Linked DNA regions of Homo sapiens: region 2 is linked to region 1. The links are chromatin loops, found by intact Hi-C in ENCODE. Cell type or tissue: endothelial cell of umbilical vein. All regions are shown on one strand. Each heading gives the region's core, and the rest is flanking DNA. Links, peaks and the distances in the headings are about the cores only.

The links. Hi-C counts contacts between places; a loop is a spot of excess contacts. Peaks named below come from ENCODE experiments on the same cell type or tissue, not always from the same donor. Only the 100,000 strongest peaks of a DNase experiment are listed, where the experiment ranks them.
Region 2: it touches region 1 in a loop (2.9-fold over the local background); 1 of 110 quality-filtered maps calls a loop at or near these places.

What each region holds. Positions count from the first base shown.
Region 1 is chr12:24,225,099-24,229,502 of GRCh38, forward strand. It overlaps SOX5-AS1 (SOX5 antisense RNA 1), which reads left to right. Exons shown (of 5, transcript NR_120472.1): 2 at 2,063-2,289; 3 at 2,613-2,720. It also overlaps a transcript of SOX5 not described here. Among named protein-coding and RNA genes, the nearest start is that of SOX5-AS1, 4.0 kb to the left of the region's middle. RefSeq lists an enhancer at 1,897-2,191. In endothelial cell of umbilical vein, for the core only: no CTCF peak of the experiment used is centred there; a DNase peak (open chromatin) is centred at 1,983; H3K27ac peaks cover 1,634 bases.
Region 2 is chr12:24,107,334-24,111,737 of GRCh38, forward strand. It overlaps a transcript of SOX5 not described here. Among named protein-coding and RNA genes, the nearest start is that of MIR920, 100 kb to the right of the region's middle. In endothelial cell of umbilical vein, for the core only: a CTCF peak has its summit at 2,294; no DNase peak of the experiment used is centred there.

The DNA.
Region 1 (4,404 bases), core at 109-4,108:
TATCGAACACAAATTCTACCCAGATCAAAAGTATAAACCTCATTGTGACACGAACATACCCTCCGCTTTCTTTCCTTCGCTCAGGTGGAAAGGAATGTCAGGACCAAAATTTGAGAACATGAATCTCTAGTTATACCTAACCCATCACCAAAATCAGCTTGCCTACCAGTAATTTTCTTTAAAAGCTCAGTGCTTAAAGGAGGTCCAATACAAGCCAGTTTTTCAATGATACACATAGTCACATCTTTGTTTCACAAAAGCACTGTAACAACCCAAAAAATAAAGTCATTTAGGGAAGAAAATTGGAAAAAGCTTTGAAACTTTAAAACTTTTGGGCATCAGGAAAAGCCATTAGTTGAGTAAATTAACAATTATCAGAGGTTTTTTTTTTTTTTCCCCACTTAGAGTTACATTTCATTTTCTTAAAATAATTTCAACAATGGCTAATTTCTTGTCTCCAAAATAGTTAACACCAAAAGCACATGCTACACACTCAGGAGAGTTGGTTACACATTAGTAGAAAACTGTACTTCATTGTCATTGTTGATGTTGTAAATAAAAATTAAAGCAGAAAGACAATATGGTTCATTAGGAAGCAAGTAATATTTCCTATGATGGTGTTATATTTTTAATGATTGTAATGACTTACAAACTGGCAAATAATTTGCATAGATACTATATCCCCTCTTCCCAGAATATATAAGAAATCACATCACTGACTCAAATTATAATTGTAAAAGTAGAAAAAATGATTAATAGTTCCATTTATTCTCGTCTCTCGCCAAAAGGGATGGTAGGAGAAAAGGAGAAGGAATTCCTGTTAGTTGTAGGAATCAAAGAAACGTAAAGTTTAAGTATTAAATATAGTGGGATAGTACCAGTAATATGTACAAGTCAGTAGGAATCAATCTCTTAAGTGCTTCCCCCTTCACTTCTCTTTGTTCTTTAGGAGAGTATTGGCCTGAAGTACCATTAACAATGATTACCATTGGGCTTTCCATCCAAGTTAATATCTAACATCTCAGATATGTTCTCATCTTCGATCAAAATTTACTTTTAAAACATATATAATATTCTCATGGTTCAAAAAAAAACTATGTAAGATAACTCTGGACTCACTTCCATCCCCATCCCTTTTATTCATTCACACCCACACAATATACATTATTATTTTCTTGATTAAGGCTTATACTTCCTGTATTATTGCAGGAACAAGCAAATGTATGTATTTATTCTTATGTGCCCTTCTTTCTTATGCAAAAGACAGCATTCCATATATACTTTTGAAGTTTTCTTTAAAATTTCCACCTAAGAATCTTTCTTGGAAATGTCTTCCATATTACTGCATAGAGATCTTCCTCATTATTTTATTTATTTATTTATTTATTTTGAGATAGAATCTCACTCTATCCCCCAGGCTGGAGTGCAACGGCACGATCTCGGCTTACTGCAACCTCTTTCTCCTGGGTTCAAGCAATTCTCCTGCCTCAACCTCTGGAGTAACTGGGATTACACGCACCCGCCACCACGCCCAGCTAATTTTTGTATTTTTAGTAGAGTTGGGGTTTCATCACATTGGCCAGGCTGGTCTTCAACTCCTGACCTCAGGTGATCCACCCGCCTTGGCCTCTCAAAGGGCTAGGATTACAGGCGTGAGCCACCACGCCCGGCCTGTACAAATACTTCTGTAGCAAGAAACAACTCTAAACTTTCTTTAAATTTAGAACTTATATTAGGGGTTTCAAAACAGTGATTGAATGAATGAATGAATGAATGAATGAATGAATAAATCTACTGGATCCAACAGCAGTCTGACACAAGAGCTTGGGGATAGTTCTCAGCAAATATAAGCCTGATTTAGAGTTCTGAAGGCAGGCAGGTGTATTTAGCAAGAGCTTTTTCCTACTCTTCGGAAAATGAGACAGCCTGGAGATGAGGTAAAGACCACCTTTCCTGCAGTTCCTACGTAATGGACGTAATGGACAGGGTGCATCCTGGTTTGTGGCTTGAGGCTGCTGTTTGTCCAAGTAACACATTCATTCTGTTGTTGTAACCCTTACAGGAATGATGACTAATGCTTTGAGGAAACAGCAGACGTCAGACAGCAAGCCCAGAAAAACCTGCCAGCACCAAGAGGGTGTCCTCAACAGGCGCCTGGGGGACATATTATTCTAACTAAAGAGACCAGAGCTTCCCCAGGAAGGGAAGAGGAGAGAAATGAAGAACGTCTGTGTTCATGTTTGCCAAAAACAAAAGTCTGAGAAATCTCTGAGAGACTCTACATGGGAGGTGAAATTTACCTTTTCTAAGACCATTGTTGATTTTCCTTTTACCCTTGAAGTGGACTGAAATATCACTAATGGTGAGAGGAAAGCTCAGAGGTTCTATTAAAGAATGTGAAATAGGTTAATGCTTCTGCACCAAGATTTGATTGACTGTTAATACCAGGTTTTAAAATTCACTTGTATCATTTATAATACAAATACCTGATTCACCTGCATTCTTTTGGTGGGGGGCGGTGAGGGAACCTGGGGTGTGAATGGCCTCCTAAGCAGCAAAATCATTGCTAATATCAGCATTTTGCTGTCTCATCATCTAATTATCACATACAGGGCACTAATCGAAGCACCTCATTTAAAGTGAGAAAAGCTTTGCTAAGGGCAGATGATTCAGCACGGTATCCTTCGATGAGTACTGTCATCTCAAATCCTTTTTAAGAAGTAGGTATTGTGTAACTAATAAGTAAAATGAAAGCATAGAGTTTACTAATAAGTTACATGTTCCATTTTTTAAAGTCTCTGTAGTCACGATCATCCATTTTCCCCAAAACTGCCCTGTCACATAATAATATGCATACATACAAAACTTATTTCATGTTTAAAAGGCATCCCAGAGAGATGAGATGTGGATGGGTGTGAAGAGTGGATCTGGGGAACCGAATGGGTGCAGATGTCTCCACTGACAAAGAGAAAGGCATATGGCTTCCTTCCTCCCTGGTGTGCCCGGGTCTCAGAGAGAGCTCTAGATTTCCCTGTGATAAGCTTCTGCTTTCGAGCTCCACTGGGAAGATATTTTGTATGCCACAGAAAACCAAGATGTTTGCATTCCCACCAATCCAGGGATAAAGCATTTTCCTCATACAGACACAAAACATACAGTATATGAATGTTTAATGGAGGCTAAAACTGGGAGAGGAACAGAAAACAAGAACAGAGCAGGTTAAAAAAATATCTGGTTTCTCTCTATCAAAATACTAATTAAAATTCATGTTCATGGGGATGATTATACATATGTTTTTGAACTAAAAGTCTAACCTGGCACTATTTTTTGGCCTTATTTTTGTGACAACATTTTTGTCCATATGGCATGAAGTGAATCATTTTACATCTTTTTTTAAGCTCTATGTGTTTTTCTTGTTGTCTATTCCCTCTTCTCCCACCACACACACACTGGCAGCCGCTACCAAGTTACCAAATGCCAACTCAACCCTGCAAGCTGGCTGCATGGAGCTATATAGTACTGGCATCTTCCTTTCTTTGCAGAAATATTCTGTGTGTGTGTGCGTGTGTGTGCGTGTGTGTGTCTGTCTCTCTCACACATGCATGCATGCACACACCCCACATACATACCATTGAAGCACCCTGAATATTTCTCCTTCATTTCCATGCTAATCTTTCAACTCCTCGGGATTCTGCCCAGCTTCCAGTGTGTGTGCGGCACTGGCTGCTGGCCTGCTGCAGAAGGCCACACCAGCTTATTTGGTGCCTCTCACCCCTGGCCTTCCTTCTCCATGGCATTCTGACAATTAGTGGTTCACTTAAGAACTGCTATAAATTAATGGTTAATCGAGCCCATATAATTAGTTTATTCACAACAAAGTGCAAGACCCATGATTGTCCAGTGGTTCTCCCCCAACCCCAATTTCTCGTTTTAAAACTTACAACAATCCATATCCCCACTTTGGCAGACAGGAGAACGCCCCTTATCTGTAGTGCAGCCACACCACCTGACCGCTTGGGTTGTGGATGGCACACGTTTTGTACACGTGCTGCCTCCACCAGCATCAGGCACCGCCGAGTTTGTGTGGAAGGGCAGCAACTCCACCTAACAAATGTAACTTTAACAACAGTAAAACAACCTAATAGCTTAGCATGCCAGGGGGCTAATGTGGCGGGCCATTTACTGCTGCACTAAATAGCCCCGGTTTGATTCTCATTGCCAAGTGTCGAACTGAGAATTGCAAGGCAGGAGTAGCTCCTAATTCATTAGATAAAGGGGGTCATTGCTCATAGGGCTGGGGAAACTGTAGAAGCATAAGAAAAAAAAAATAAACAAGGCATTCCCTTTTCAAAGGCCATCAAAACCCAGGCTAACCATGGTCAGGAAAAGCAGAGGCTGCTTTCT
Region 2 (4,404 bases), core at 301-4,300, 120 kb before region 1:
AGGAAGAATGATTGAGTTGCTAACACTATTTAGACCTTCTGAATATACCTCATTTATAAATACACTAAATGGGAAAGGGAATTTGTTTCATTCAAAAAAGTGGAAGTAGAAATACTTTTTGTCTTTATAGGGTATACAGAATTTTAACAAACTGCCACTTACACATTACTTAATTTTAAAGTGGACAAAGCCAGGGCTTCTTGAAACAAACAAACAAACAAACATAAAACCCAAAAAACAGCCTTAGTGTTTCATTGGTGTTTAGTGGAAGTGTGTTTTATTCTCTCTAAGCTAAAGCTCCCTAAGGAAGGGTTTAAAAGGAGTTCCTGCATCTTTAACGTAAGAGGATGAAGACCTTGATATGACGAAAGGACAAAGCTAAGATTACAGGGGAGAGAAAAGAATTGAAAACAATCAATGTGTTGATGCCGGGCTTAAAGAGGGTCACTGAGAGATCAGCTTTACCTGCATCTGTTCCTTAATTAAAACGAGAAAGATGACAGTGTCCACTACTCATCACTATGGTAACATTTAAATATCAGGCAATTTTGACCAGCAGACCACTCAAAAGCAAAGCCAAGTGAATGGTTAAGTAAATTCATACAGTGTATAGGCTGCAAATACGTGTGGCAGAGCTTCAAATAAAGTTTTAAAATCAAGTCAGATGTTAATTTTCTTCAGGCATCTTGTAAATTGGAAATATTAAAGAGAACTTGCTAATGAAAAGGCAGAATAGGACAACATATTTGTGAAGGGGAAGTCTTTTAAAAGAGCTTTTGAACAGATTTCCATTGTTTCTCTGTGTAAGTTGCATTACATTATCTTTTGCCTTTCACCGTTTCAGTGATCCAAGCTATATCCACCCTAATTGTCGAATAATTTCCATTGTTCACTTTGTTCCATTTTTATTCTGCAGAAATCTATTTCACTTACATAAATTATTGTTTGTGGATGTTTTTTGTTAATTATAGTTTTTCCATCCTTTTTTTATTCCTATTTCCTATCTCCTCATTTAATTCATGCATCATCATTACTGTCATCAAGAAATGTTCATCACTGAAAAATGTAGCTTTATTTTCAATAAATTAAGCAAGACTTACAGAACTTCTCTTTTCTGAATGATGTGATTTATCATTGATTAGTCTATCACACACTACATTGTTGACTTCTGTCAAGTTAACTCTCTAATTATTTGTTCTATAAGTATCTTTATAAGTACACAGAATAGGAAAAAGTTTAAAATGACATTAATTATAGCCTATTAACAAATTCAGAAATCCTATCTTTACAAGTGGAATAGACATTTGTTTTATATTTTATCTGGCCTTTCATAATATCAGAAAAATTCTCAAACATGACTCTGATATACTGTATATGCAAAATGCATTTTATTAACAGAGTTCTCTCCTCTACCAGTGTTTAAGTCCTTTATGAAGAAACAGGCTGTTTTCCTATTCAAATGATACCTTTCTCAGAACAGAACCAGTTCCATAAACCATCAACTTATTGTACAATGAAGTGAAAGTAATAACACTGTTTGCTTAGGCAATATGATGTTCTACTGATATTGGGTTCATTATATAGTCATCATTAACATGATTTTTACTTAAAGATGGTTTCTAGCTCTTTGTAGCTAGCAATATTTGAAGTTTTTGCCACATCACAGGTATTTATTCTGCTTCTCTTATTTCCAATGTTCTGAATAGTAGCATATTTGAAACCTGCAGACCTAATGTTTTAACAACATTTTACAAAATCCAAATGAATCTTTATTTCTAAAGTTTATTATCTAGGTACTATAAATAGATACCTTGTATGTCTTATTTTGAGAGTATGTCTTTAAAGAGTAATCAATTTTCATGTCATCAATTTCTTTCACTTGCTATTCTTGCTTTAACAAATCTAACTGGAGATCAGATATATAGTAGCATCAGGTTACATAGACTACTTTTAAACTGTTAGCCAATTTAAGTGAGAAAACCACAAAATAATTGGTAAAAATCCTTTTCTTTAAATAGTGTTTTGAAAAACTACAAAAGCGTTGCACCAACTTTTGTTTAAGATATTTATCTTTATCTAAGTTTAAAGAATTATGCACTTCTACCACTTTCTGCCTCATTAAGGCTTCCTAAAAAGGTAATTTAACCACTTGGAGTTCCTTTATTAAAAATAGTAAAGACAGTTTTGATCTTGTACAACACTTCTGAAAGTGAGAAACAAGTAACAAAGTCTCACCCACCATCACCTGCTTCTTTATGCAAATATCGAAGCTAGCTGCATCTCATATCCACTAGGGGGATCATTACACAGTAAAAATAGATTGATCTCTTTATAGGTGTTTTACTTTCCCACTTAATAGCACAAAGAAGAAAATTAGTTTTAAACAACAACAATGAAAATCATTTCAACAGAACTAGTGGTAAAATATTTTTAAAATATCAGATGTTGAAAATATTTTCATTTATTTTAAAAAGCTATTATTTTAAAGTCCACATTTGGAAACTAAGCCTACAGTCCATGTCCTAGTTTCCAAAAAATAAAGACAGAAGCAGAGTCTTTGCAAAACATACGTCCACAAATTCAAATATGCCATAGCCATTAAATTTACTTTAACGCTAATTTCATTAAAATTTTTTCTGATGACACATTGTTAGAATAATGATGAGGTTTCAACATGAATTTTGGAGGACACATTCAGATCATAGCAATGATGTTCACACTTTAAAAAACAACTTACAAAAGTCCTTTACTGCATCCCTTTGCCTATAAGAGGCTACCACTTACCAGTGGTCCCTCAACAGTTTTGGTCTATGGATTGTTTAAGCAAGAAAATAGAACTAAACATTCTATAAATCAACTATCTTGCACCATTCTCTTGCCAACACCAATAAAGCTTTCAAAACTTCATGACAAACCTACCCTCGCTCTAAAGAAACCTAATGAGTTGCTATCATGTAAGAGAACATTACAAAATCATAGAGAACAACAACAACGCAGTCATCTTTACCATCTACCTACCATTCATTAATCTAGATGATGACCATCTCTTATTCAATTTTGTACAGTCAACCTAAGTCCCACATCAAGTGCTTGCTAAAAGTTTGATAAACAAATGGATGACTGATCTGGGAAGAGACAATAACAACCACTCATTTCATTATGATCCAGATATATAGGGAAATGCTGCACTTTTAAATATCTCTGTAAGGAATGTATTAGAAGTGCCTCATTGATGAACATTATTTTCCTAATTAAGAAGGTATGGATTTAGGCCAGGCATGGTGGCTCACGCCTGTAATCCCAGCACTTTGGGAGGCCGAGGCGGACGGATCACGAGGTCAGGAGATTGAGACCATCCTGGCTAACATGGTGAAACTCCGTCTCTACTAAAAATAAAAATAAAATAAAATTTAAAAAATTAGCTGGGCATAGTGGCAGGCGCCTGTAGGCCCAGCTACTCGGGAGGCTGAGGCGGAAGGATGGCGTGAACCCAGGAGGCGGAGCTTGCAGTGAGTTGAGATCGTGCCACTGTACTCCAGCCTGGGCGACAGCGCGAGACTCCACTTCAAAAAAAAAAAAAAAAAAAAAAAAAAAAGAAGGTATGGATTTAAAGAATCCTGATGACTTCGTTCTCAAATTTTACGCTAAGCCAGGATTTCTCGACCCTTGGCATTAATACTTTGGGTCCAACATGTCTTTACTGTGGGAGACTGTGATATGCATTGTAGGGGGTATAGCAGCATCTCTGGCCTCTCTACACACTAGATGCCAATAGCATCCCCCAACTGGGAAAAGCAAAAATGTCTCCAGACATTGCCAAATGTCCCACGGGAGGTAAAAATCACCCCCCATTGAAAACACTGCTCTAAGCAAACCACATTTCTAAACTTGAATCACCAAGAAAAATCTGGAAAAGGCTTCAGGGAATATCTTACACATTACCTAACACCTGTCAAAGGGCAAAGATGACAGTCATCATCTGTACTCATGCTTCAAGGAATGAAGAATTTATACAATGCATCCTGTGAGTATCAGACTAGTCAACACTGTCAGATCTTGTGCTTACCAAGTCTGACTAAAACAATTACCAAAAAGTCATGCTTTAGTATCATTAAAAACTGAAATGAAAGGTAATACTGTATTGGTTATTTCAATACCTAACAAATTTGTGCATATCATTAAGAAATAAATATGTTATCTAGTTTAGCTCAAAATCGATGTTTCTCAAATCCATATATTTTAAAGTCAGAAATTCCAGTAATTCACATTGTAGGCTGACTTCAATCTCTACTGATTCTTAAAACCATGATGTTCCTTATGTATGAATCACTAATATTTTATTTAAAAAAAGATTTTTCGTCAAATTATCAAAGCTGAAAAAAATACTACCATTAAACCTTAGAA